Linked DNA regions of Homo sapiens: all the other regions are linked to region 3. Evidence: chromatin contacts called from ENCODE Hi-C or POLR2A ChIA-PET data. All regions are on one chromosome and are shown on one strand. The core of a region is the stretch at or near the end of the contact, and the rest is flanking DNA. Distances in the headings are between cores, read along the strand shown. Region 1 overlaps BACH2 (BACH transcriptional regulator 2). Region 2 overlaps ANKRD6 (ankyrin repeat domain 6). Region 3 holds the start of MDN1 (midasin AAA ATPase 1).

Evidence for each region. A loop is a pair of places that touch in the nucleus more often than their neighbours do. ChIA-PET counts read pairs that join two places held with the same protein, here RNA polymerase II (POLR2A). Pooled maps may share reads with other maps.
Region 1: a loop to region 3 is called in a map of sigmoid colon, with 3 times the contacts of the local background. The contact joins the enhancer-like site here to the promoter of MDN1 in region 3. A Hi-C loop is called at or near these places in 4 of 168 maps with a recorded cell type or tissue (B cell, ascending aorta, sigmoid colon and 1 more) and 13 of 50 pooled maps. POLR2A ChIA-PET finds 5 or more read pairs at or near these places in 6 of 52 experiments (AG04450, MCF 10A, WTC11 and 3 more).
Region 2: a pooled map shows a loop between it and region 3 (2.8-fold over the local background). The contact joins the enhancer-like site here to the promoter of MDN1 in region 3. A Hi-C loop is called at or near these places in 1 of 168 maps with a recorded cell type or tissue (tibial artery) and 1 of 50 pooled maps. POLR2A ChIA-PET finds 5 or more read pairs at or near these places in 5 of 52 experiments (GM10248, GM12878, H1 and 1 more).

The regions. Positions count from the first base shown.
Region 1 is chr6:90,216,836-90,219,535 of GRCh38, forward strand. All of the region lies in intron 3 of BACH2 (BACH transcriptional regulator 2), which reads right to left. Among named protein-coding and RNA genes, the nearest start is that of BACH2, 79 kb to the right of the region's middle. RefSeq lists an enhancer at 874-1,532. Within about 2 kb of position 1,381, at least 38 of the 41 ENCODE cell types and tissues checked have a DNase peak (open chromatin) inside an H3K27ac peak, as active enhancers do; they include B cell, ascending aorta and sigmoid colon, where a contact is called at or near this core.
Region 2 is chr6:89,474,254-89,477,080 of GRCh38, forward strand. All of the region lies in intron 1 of ANKRD6 (ankyrin repeat domain 6), which reads left to right. Among named protein-coding and RNA genes, the nearest start is that of ANKRD6, 43 kb to the left of the region's middle. Within about 2 kb of position 1,543, at least 2 of the 41 ENCODE cell types and tissues checked have a DNase peak (open chromatin) inside an H3K27ac peak, as active enhancers do.
Region 3 is chr6:89,818,367-89,821,066 of GRCh38, forward strand. MDN1 (midasin AAA ATPase 1) reads right to left here and starts at 1,428. Exons shown (of 102, transcript NM_014611.3): 1 at 1,140-1,428. The coding sequence starts at 1,241. RefSeq lists enhancers at 1-505, 1,082-1,471, 1,126-1,745, 1,746-2,365.

The sequences.
Region 1 (2,700 bases), core at 131-2,630, 400 kb after region 3:
GCATCTAGTGGGTGAGACCAATGATGCTACTGAAGATCCTACCACGTACAGGACACACCCCATAATAAAGTATTACTGGTCCAAAATGTCAATAGTGCTGAGATTGGGAAATCCTGACGGGGAGGGAACATTCAAGGATATGGGTAGACTTAAAATCATGCCAACTCATAATCACATTATAATAATGTGGCACCATGCAACTTGGGGTCCCCAAAATGTAAACAATTAACAACCATAAAAATTTACCAGTTCTCTCCTTGAGCGAAGTAAAAGCTGTAACTTACACAGAGTAAGACCATCAGAGTTGCCTGGAAGAAGTGGAACAGCTTCAGTGTTGGACTATGTTATCATCAATATCATCAGTGCCTTGTTTACTCCAGGTCAAGGTGTGATCTGAGTGTCTACTATCAAAATTCAGTGGTAGCTATTAACAGAAGGAGTTTATACGTGAAGTTCTATGGTCACTAAAACCGTCTAAATAACCTAAGAATATCTAGCTCTGGAAAAAACTGCAAAATGTTTCAACTTTTAAAATACCAACAAAATATGAGGAACAATGTTGATGTTGACCTACATTCTATCTAGGGTGGCTAAAAGAAATAGCTGCACAATAGGGTTCTAAATAAATGCAGAATTGAAGAAATGCATCATAACAAAGATAATCAGGGTGACTATTTTGAAATGCTCCCCATTTCTGTTTTTCTTTCTGTTTTCAAATATTCCCTCTCATCCACGCGGCATATTTTCATTACATTTGTTGTAAGAATGTACATTTAGATAATCTACTCACTATTCTTTTATGCATTCTTTTACTCCAGCCAAAAAGGGAAAAAGTCCCTATCCAAACAAAGCTAATGCATGTAAGCAAATTTGAAGGAAAAAAAGAATTTCATGAATGAGCGGGAGACAATTTTTTAATGGAATGTTTTAAAGGCTTGTGGTATAAACAGTAAACAAAATTGATTCACTAACATTAATACTGTTTGCCATGATGTGAGAGTTGGTCTTTTTTTTTAATGCCCCAGAAGCTAAAGGAAAATAAATACTGTGGTAGGGAAAAATAATACCTTACTTGGCATTTTGAAGTCATTGCTCAATCCTTCTTGAGCAAGAAAACCATAGTAATGACTTTGTTTTACCTACCGCAATTATGGTACACCTCGCAGCAATCCTTCACAATATTTTCCTCCCTCTGTTCAAGTCCTGCTAAATAATCTCTGGAAACCATTAACTAAGAGTACGGTTCCAATTTTCCTGTTCTCCCTCCTCTGCTGCCTCAGTGTCATGTTGGCGTCAGGACAAAGCAAACTTGTATGACATCACAGAGCAAACTCATTTTCTGTAAACCAGCCCCTTGGTAGTTTACCGCTACTGGAACCCAACGCTGTCAACAGTGTGGTCTTTGTTTGGTGGGTGTTGCTCTAAAAATTTTTTTAAAGTTTCCCAACACCTTCTTCTTTTAAACAGAGGCAAGCTGCTGGAGGCGCCGTCCTCGCCTGGCCCGCCCCACTCTGTAAACTAGACATTACCTTATACACAAATGACTCTAGGCATTCCTCAGTCTAGCTGCCTCACTGCAAAATTCCTATGCTCCTCAGCAGCAGGGCAGCGCACATTCCCCTGGCTTCCCCTCTTTCCTCTTCCCCCACCCTCCTCTTTTTCTTTTCTTTCTTTTTTTTTTTTTTAATTTCCACTGCCTCACTGTGTTTTTGTGTAAATGATCTCACATGACTCAACAAATCCATCTGCCTGAAGCAGGCCAAGTCTGGAGCCCTCCCAGGAGGGAGGAGAAGAATTGCTTTGTGGAAAGGACCTGGAGCTCTGCCCTTTCTCTGGCTCGAATTACCCGCCTGTCAGGCCTGACGGATTTGGCTAAAAATAAAAGGAAACGGGCCGTGAAAAGCAGATGAATGGGCTCAGCAGTTCCTTAGATAACACAGGCCTGCTGTTGCCCAAAGCTCCCCAAACAGAAACTTCAAATGCAGGGCCTCTGAGTCAGTGATGTGGCTTCCAGGTGAACGAGGCCTGTCAAATCCACTGGAGTTGGGGGACATGGCCTGGGCTGTGAATTTCGGTTTCCTTTCCGTGTGTGTGTGTGTGTGTGTGTGTGTGTGTGTGTGTGACACAGAGAGTGAGAGTGCACGCAAGAGAGATTGAGAGAGTGAGAGAACCAGTCTAGTATTAAAAGGTTCTCAGAAAACAGTAGACTTCAGTGGAGTGAAGGCTTGTAAAAAAAAGAAAAAAAATTGTTGTTTCCACTACAAAATTATCCTTCTCCCCACCTCCAACACCAGACATTTTCAGCCTCCCTATGATGTCACTTCTCTGTTTAGAGCCAGCAAAGAGCTAAAAGTCTTTCTTGTAAGTGTATGCCCAGCGCCTGCAGTGGGTATTAAGCACTTAGGTTGGCAATGTAATGACACACTGTAACAATCTGTAATATGAGGCAGTCAGCAAAGCCCTGGCTCTGAAAGCTATTTCTCCCGACCATTAACCATATGTTTGGCTCCTCAGATAGCCAAGCGGGTGTTCCAGCTTACCATCTGGTTTCTATCCACACAAGCAACTGCAAAGCACAGGCTATGTCCCTCTGGAGCTGTGTGTTTCTTTTTCTCTCTCTTTTCCGCTCTTCTCTTCCCCTTTCCTCCTCCCAGCTCCTTTGGTTCCTTCTGCTAAAGAATTCTCTGCCATTCATCACGT
Region 2 (2,827 bases), core at 293-2,792, 340 kb before region 3:
GACAAGAGAGCTGTGTGTGATGCTACACAGCTCACCCAACTTCTTTTATCTTTTTTCCCACATCTCTGTAGCTGTCATTAGCTTGAGGTAGAGAAAAAATGTTCAGAATGTACAGTGATCCCTAAACAAATTATTAACAGAGGTCATAAAGGCATTTCAATCTGAGGATATCTAACATGAATAACTTTTAGACTCACTCTGTCACCCAGGCTGGAGTGCAGTGGCGGGATCTCGGCTCACTGCAAGCTCCACCTCCTGGGTTCATGCCATTCTCCTGCCTCAGCCTCCTGAGTAGCTGGGACTACAGGCGCCTGCCACCACGCCTGGCTAATTTTTTGTAGTTTTAGTAGAGACGGGGTTTCACTGTGTTAGCCAGGATGGTTTCGATCTCCTGACCTTGTGATCCACCTGCCTCAGCCTCCCAAAGTGCTGGGATTACAGGTGTGAGCCACCGCTCCCAGCCTTTCTCATCTTTTTAAATCTGAAAACTGCCCACTACAGTGTTGCACTGGATGTAGTCCAGTGTGCACATCCACCCACAGTGAAAGTGAAACCAACCATGAGTTGAATGAAGTATTATGGGAGTGTTTGTGGGAAGCCTGACAAACCTAAAGTTTGCCTCTCATTTTCTAGTGTAGTAGTGGATTCTTGGTACGGTTATAAGCTGTTCTAGACAGTGCGAAATCTAGTGTTGATTTCACTTTGATTTGAAATTATTTGTGTTTTTACTTTGGCTCCTTTACAGCCAGAGTAAAACTTAACTTATATTCTTGTATTCCAAGTTTAACTTATTTTCCAAGTTTAGCTTAACCTATATTCTTGACCTGATCAGAATTTTTGGACTTTGGGTCAACCATAAAGAGGCTCAATATATAATGAGAAATTTGTCTCACTTTAAGTTGTCAGAAAGCAGCACCCAAAACGCTCTATGTAAAACATGAATAGATGCATGAAAATACAACTTATTTAAGAAACAAACCCAAGGAGCCCAAACCTAAAATCTGGACCTTTCTTACTTAAGCAAAAATATCAGAGTCATGCACGTATGACTCTTATTCCATGACTGTCTTCAAATTGACTCATCACATCCCTGTTTTCAAATTAAATAGTTGCCATATTCTAAATTCTGTTTATGAAGTTAGGAGGTAAACAGAAAACAATCTAAAACCTGCTTATTTCAATTGATTCTGTTTGTTAGCATATCTGTACTGGCATGAATATGATTGGAACATGCAGAGTTGTAGCACACCCTTATTTCTGGTTGATTGCCAAAAATAAAGACATCAAAGAAAATAGAAAAACTGGGCAACAAATCATAACTGCATAGGTTTTTAAATTTAGTAGTTATTCTAGATCTCTCTCCATAGCTTTTCTGAATGAAACTGTCCCTCTCACAGCCCCCAGCCTCCCACTGTCCTAGATAGATGAGGTGATTGTTCTCACCACCTTTGGATTTGTACATGTGTGGCATTGTTTTCATAGGACAGATTCCCAGATGTGGAAATGCTCAAAGAGAGTGAACATTTAACAAATACTGCCAGATTGTCCTCCAGAAAGGTTGTACCCATGTGCACATCCACCCACAGTGAAAGTGAAACCAACCATGAGTTGAATGAAGTATTATGGGAGTGTTTGTGGGAAGCCTGACAAACCTCAAGTTTGCCTGCCATTTTCTAGTACAGTAGTGGATTCTTGGTATGGCTATAAGCTGTTTTAGACAGTGTGAAACAATTTACAGGTATCTTTAGCAAAGAACATTTTCATAGGTACTTTTACATGAAAAGTGTTATAATATTAAAGAATCTTTTAAAATAATGCATAATGCCACTCTTGATACATTTTCATCTTTTGTAGATTATCATCTACATGTGAATATATTTTACCAGTTATAATTAATATGTGTATGTTTTTGTGTTTTTGTTTTTTTGTTTTGTTTTGTTTTGTTTTTTTAAGACGGATTCTTGCTTTGTTGTCCAGACTAGAGTGAAGTGGCTTGATCCTGGCTCACTGCAACCTCCGCCTCCTGGGTTCAAGCAATTCTCCTGTCTCAGCCTCCCGAGTAGCTGGGATTATAGGCGTGCACCACCATGGCCAGCTAATTTTTGTATTTTTTTTAGTAGAGACAGGATTTCGCCATGTTGGCCAGGCTGGTCTCGAACTCTTGACCTCAGGTGATCCGCCCACTTTGACCTCCCAAAGTGCTGGCACCCAGCCAATATGTGTGTATTTTTATCTTTGACTTTTTCCACAAAACTGTCTTATAAGCTGTTTCCTGTTTCTCCATATCTTTCATCATGGCTATTTAAAAGCTGCATGTTGTATTTTGTTATTATACCATACTTTGTTAATTCAGTTCTTAATATTGAATATTTAATATAAAACTAGATACTTAAACTGCATGTTCTTAAGTGATAAGGTTGATTGGTTTGATGTGGTTATAAAAGTAATACAGTGCTTATAGAAAAATTTGGAAGACACAAAAAAATAGGATGACACATACAAATTGTCCTGTAACTCCTGTTAATAAATTCTGTGAGCATTAGGATGTATTTCCTTCCTGTCTTTTCTTAATATTTTATTTTCTTGTTTTATAGTCTGCAACCATGCTATTTGTGAACAACATTCATTTTTACATGTTTTAAACTCTTTTCAAATATCATTTTTCCTTTTTTAAAAAATATGAAAGGTTTTTGTTTTGTTTTGTTTTTTGAGACGGAGTCTCGTTCTGTCGCCCAGGCTGGAGTGCAGTGGCACAATCTTGGCCCCCTGCAAGCTCCGCCTCACGGGTTCACGCCATTCTCCTGCCTCAGCCTCCCAAGTAGCTGGG
Region 3 (2,700 bases), core at 178-2,677:
CTCACTCCTACAATCCCTGCACTTTGGGAGGCCAAGGCGGGATGATCACTTGAGCCCAGGGGTTCCAGACCAGTCGGGGCAACAAAGGGGGACCTTACAACTACAAAAAAAAAATTTTTTTTTTAATTAGCCACACCTGGGACCCAAGTACCTGGGACCACACTCACCTGTCCCGTGGCTCACGCCTGTAATCCCAGCACTTTGGGAGGCTGAGGCGGGTGGATCACGAGGTCAAGAGATCGAGACCATCCTGGCCAACATGGTGAAACCCCGTCTCTACTAAAAATACAAAAAGTAGCTAGGCATGGTGGCGCTCGCCTGTAATCCCAGCTACTGAGAGGGTGAGGCAGGAGAATCGCCTGAACCCGGGAGGCGGAGGGTGCAGTAAGCCGAGATCGCGCCACTGCACTCCAGCCTGGCGACACAGCGAGACTCCGTCTCAAAAAAAAAAAAAAAGTGTCTTCAACTCAGATAGAAGGAGTCAATGAGAAGGTTCTTAAAAGCCCGAAGACCTATTTCCCAGAAAACTCTAATTAACCTTATAATTTGTATAGTTAGTTACAGTGAGTATGAGCTGTCTTGCTCTGTACTTCAGCTGTTGTAAGTGTTTACGAACTGTCTCCAAAAACAGATGCAAATTTCCCTCATGGCAGAGATCGTAACGAATTTATCTATCCACTTTCTCACAGCGCCACACCGTTCCTTACGCACAGCAGGAATGCAATCAGTATTTGTCGATGGTTCCCCAAACTAACAGGAGTGGCTGCACTACGCACACTTAGGTGATACGTACACTTGTCAAAACGGCAGAAACGCAACCTCAATTTCAGAAAAACAAACCACATTCCTTTGGGAAGGCCACCTCTGCCACAAGCAGCCAAAGCGCTTGCATAGGGGTGAGAGGCGATGGGAAGGGTACTGGAAGGCTCCCCCAGATAAAAACAAAAGACTCCTTCCAATCGCCTCAAACACGCTCGGAAACCTCCACGACCTGCGCCAGCCCACAGGAGGGGGCCAGCTTGACCTGAGGCTGCACCACTCCCCACTTAAAGCGGCGAGTATCGGCGGGGGAGCGCAGGAAGCTTACTAGTGGGGCGACCCAGTCGTTCCGGCGCTTTCCCTCTCCCTTCACGTCTTACCTGCTTGGCCAAGAACCTGCCCAACTCACTGCGGCTCTTCTCGTTCTTGGCTGCGATTAACCGCAGCGGCGCGGCTGCCACCTCCAGCAAGAAGTGCTCCATGACCCAGGGCCCTCACCCCGAGCGGCCACCTGCGCTCCCTACTTCGCGGCCAGCGTCCCCAAGCCGCCGAGGTCCCAGTGCCCGAGCAGCCAGCAACTACGCCCGCAGGAAAGGCGTCCTCAGCTCCAGCGCCTACACCGGGAGAGGGGCACCACACGTGGGTGAGCACACGGCGTTTGACGTCATCAGCTCGGGACGGCTACGCTGCGCCCTCCCGGCCTCAGCCCCTCAGCGGCGGAAACGCCAGTCTTCGCTGTCCCGCCTTTTCCGGGAGGGAAATGGAAACAAAAATCTAGTCGGTTTGGATGCAGGAGTGATGGGGACTCGCGAACACAGCACGTGGTGGGACAGAAAGAAGAGTGCGTTAGGCCGGGGAGGAAAGAGGGGGCGTGTGAGTCTCAGCCCACCGTGCCTTGCTTCTGCCTTAACACACGGAAAGATCAGATGTGAGAGAAAAGCTGATTCTCGGCCGGGCGCGGTGGCGCATGTCTTTATCCCAGCATTTTGGGAGGCCGAGGAGGGCAGATCACTTGAGGTTAGCAGTTCGAGACCAGCCTGGGCAACATGGTGAAACCCCCTTCTCTACTAAAAATACAAAAATTAGCCGGGCGTGGTGGCGCGCGCCTGTAGTCCCAGCTACTCGGGAGGCTGAGGCAGGAGAATCGCTTGAACCCGGGAGACGGAGGTTACAGTAAGCCGAGATCGTGCAGCTGCACTCCAGCCGCGCGACACAGCAGACTTTTACTGTCTCAAAAAAAGAAAGAAAAGCTGATTCTCCCCTTCTTGTTAGCGGTGGCAGTTACCCCCTGTATAGGTAGGGGTCAGCAGTAACCTTAGTTCTTGCCTCCTCAGAAGAAATAATTCCACGAAGGGCATAAGGCAGGATAGACCTAGACAAGTTTCAGAATAGAAGTAAAAGTTTATCAAAAAGCTTTAGAACGGGACGGAAAGAAAAGGAGGAAAGTACAACTTGGAAGACTGCCAAGCAGGCGACTTGAGAAACCAAGTGCGCAGCTTGACCTGTTGACTTGAAGTTTTATATGTTGGCATACTTTGGGGAACTTGCATTGCTTCTCCCCACTCCTGAGATCTTACTGGGAAGCTACTGATCAGTTTCAGGTGTTTTCTATTAGGAGACTGCCTTTCGCTGGCCCCGGTGAACGTTAGAGAAACAGTTAAGAACCGCCTGACCATCGTTTGATTGTCACCCAATAGTCCTGGTATGTGTGGGGTGGGGAGCGCTCTCCTGTTCTGCTCATACCTAACTAGTTAACATTCTGCCCCAGCAATTCCCCTTGTAGGACTCTAGCCTGCGGAAATCCTCACTAAGTGTGACAAAGACACCCCTTGCAGTTTTCTTAATACAGATATTGGAAGAAAATGTTCAATTGGGAATATTAAACTATGGGGTGTAAGTTATAGCATATTCTGGAAGTCATAAAAAATAGTAGAGTCCATA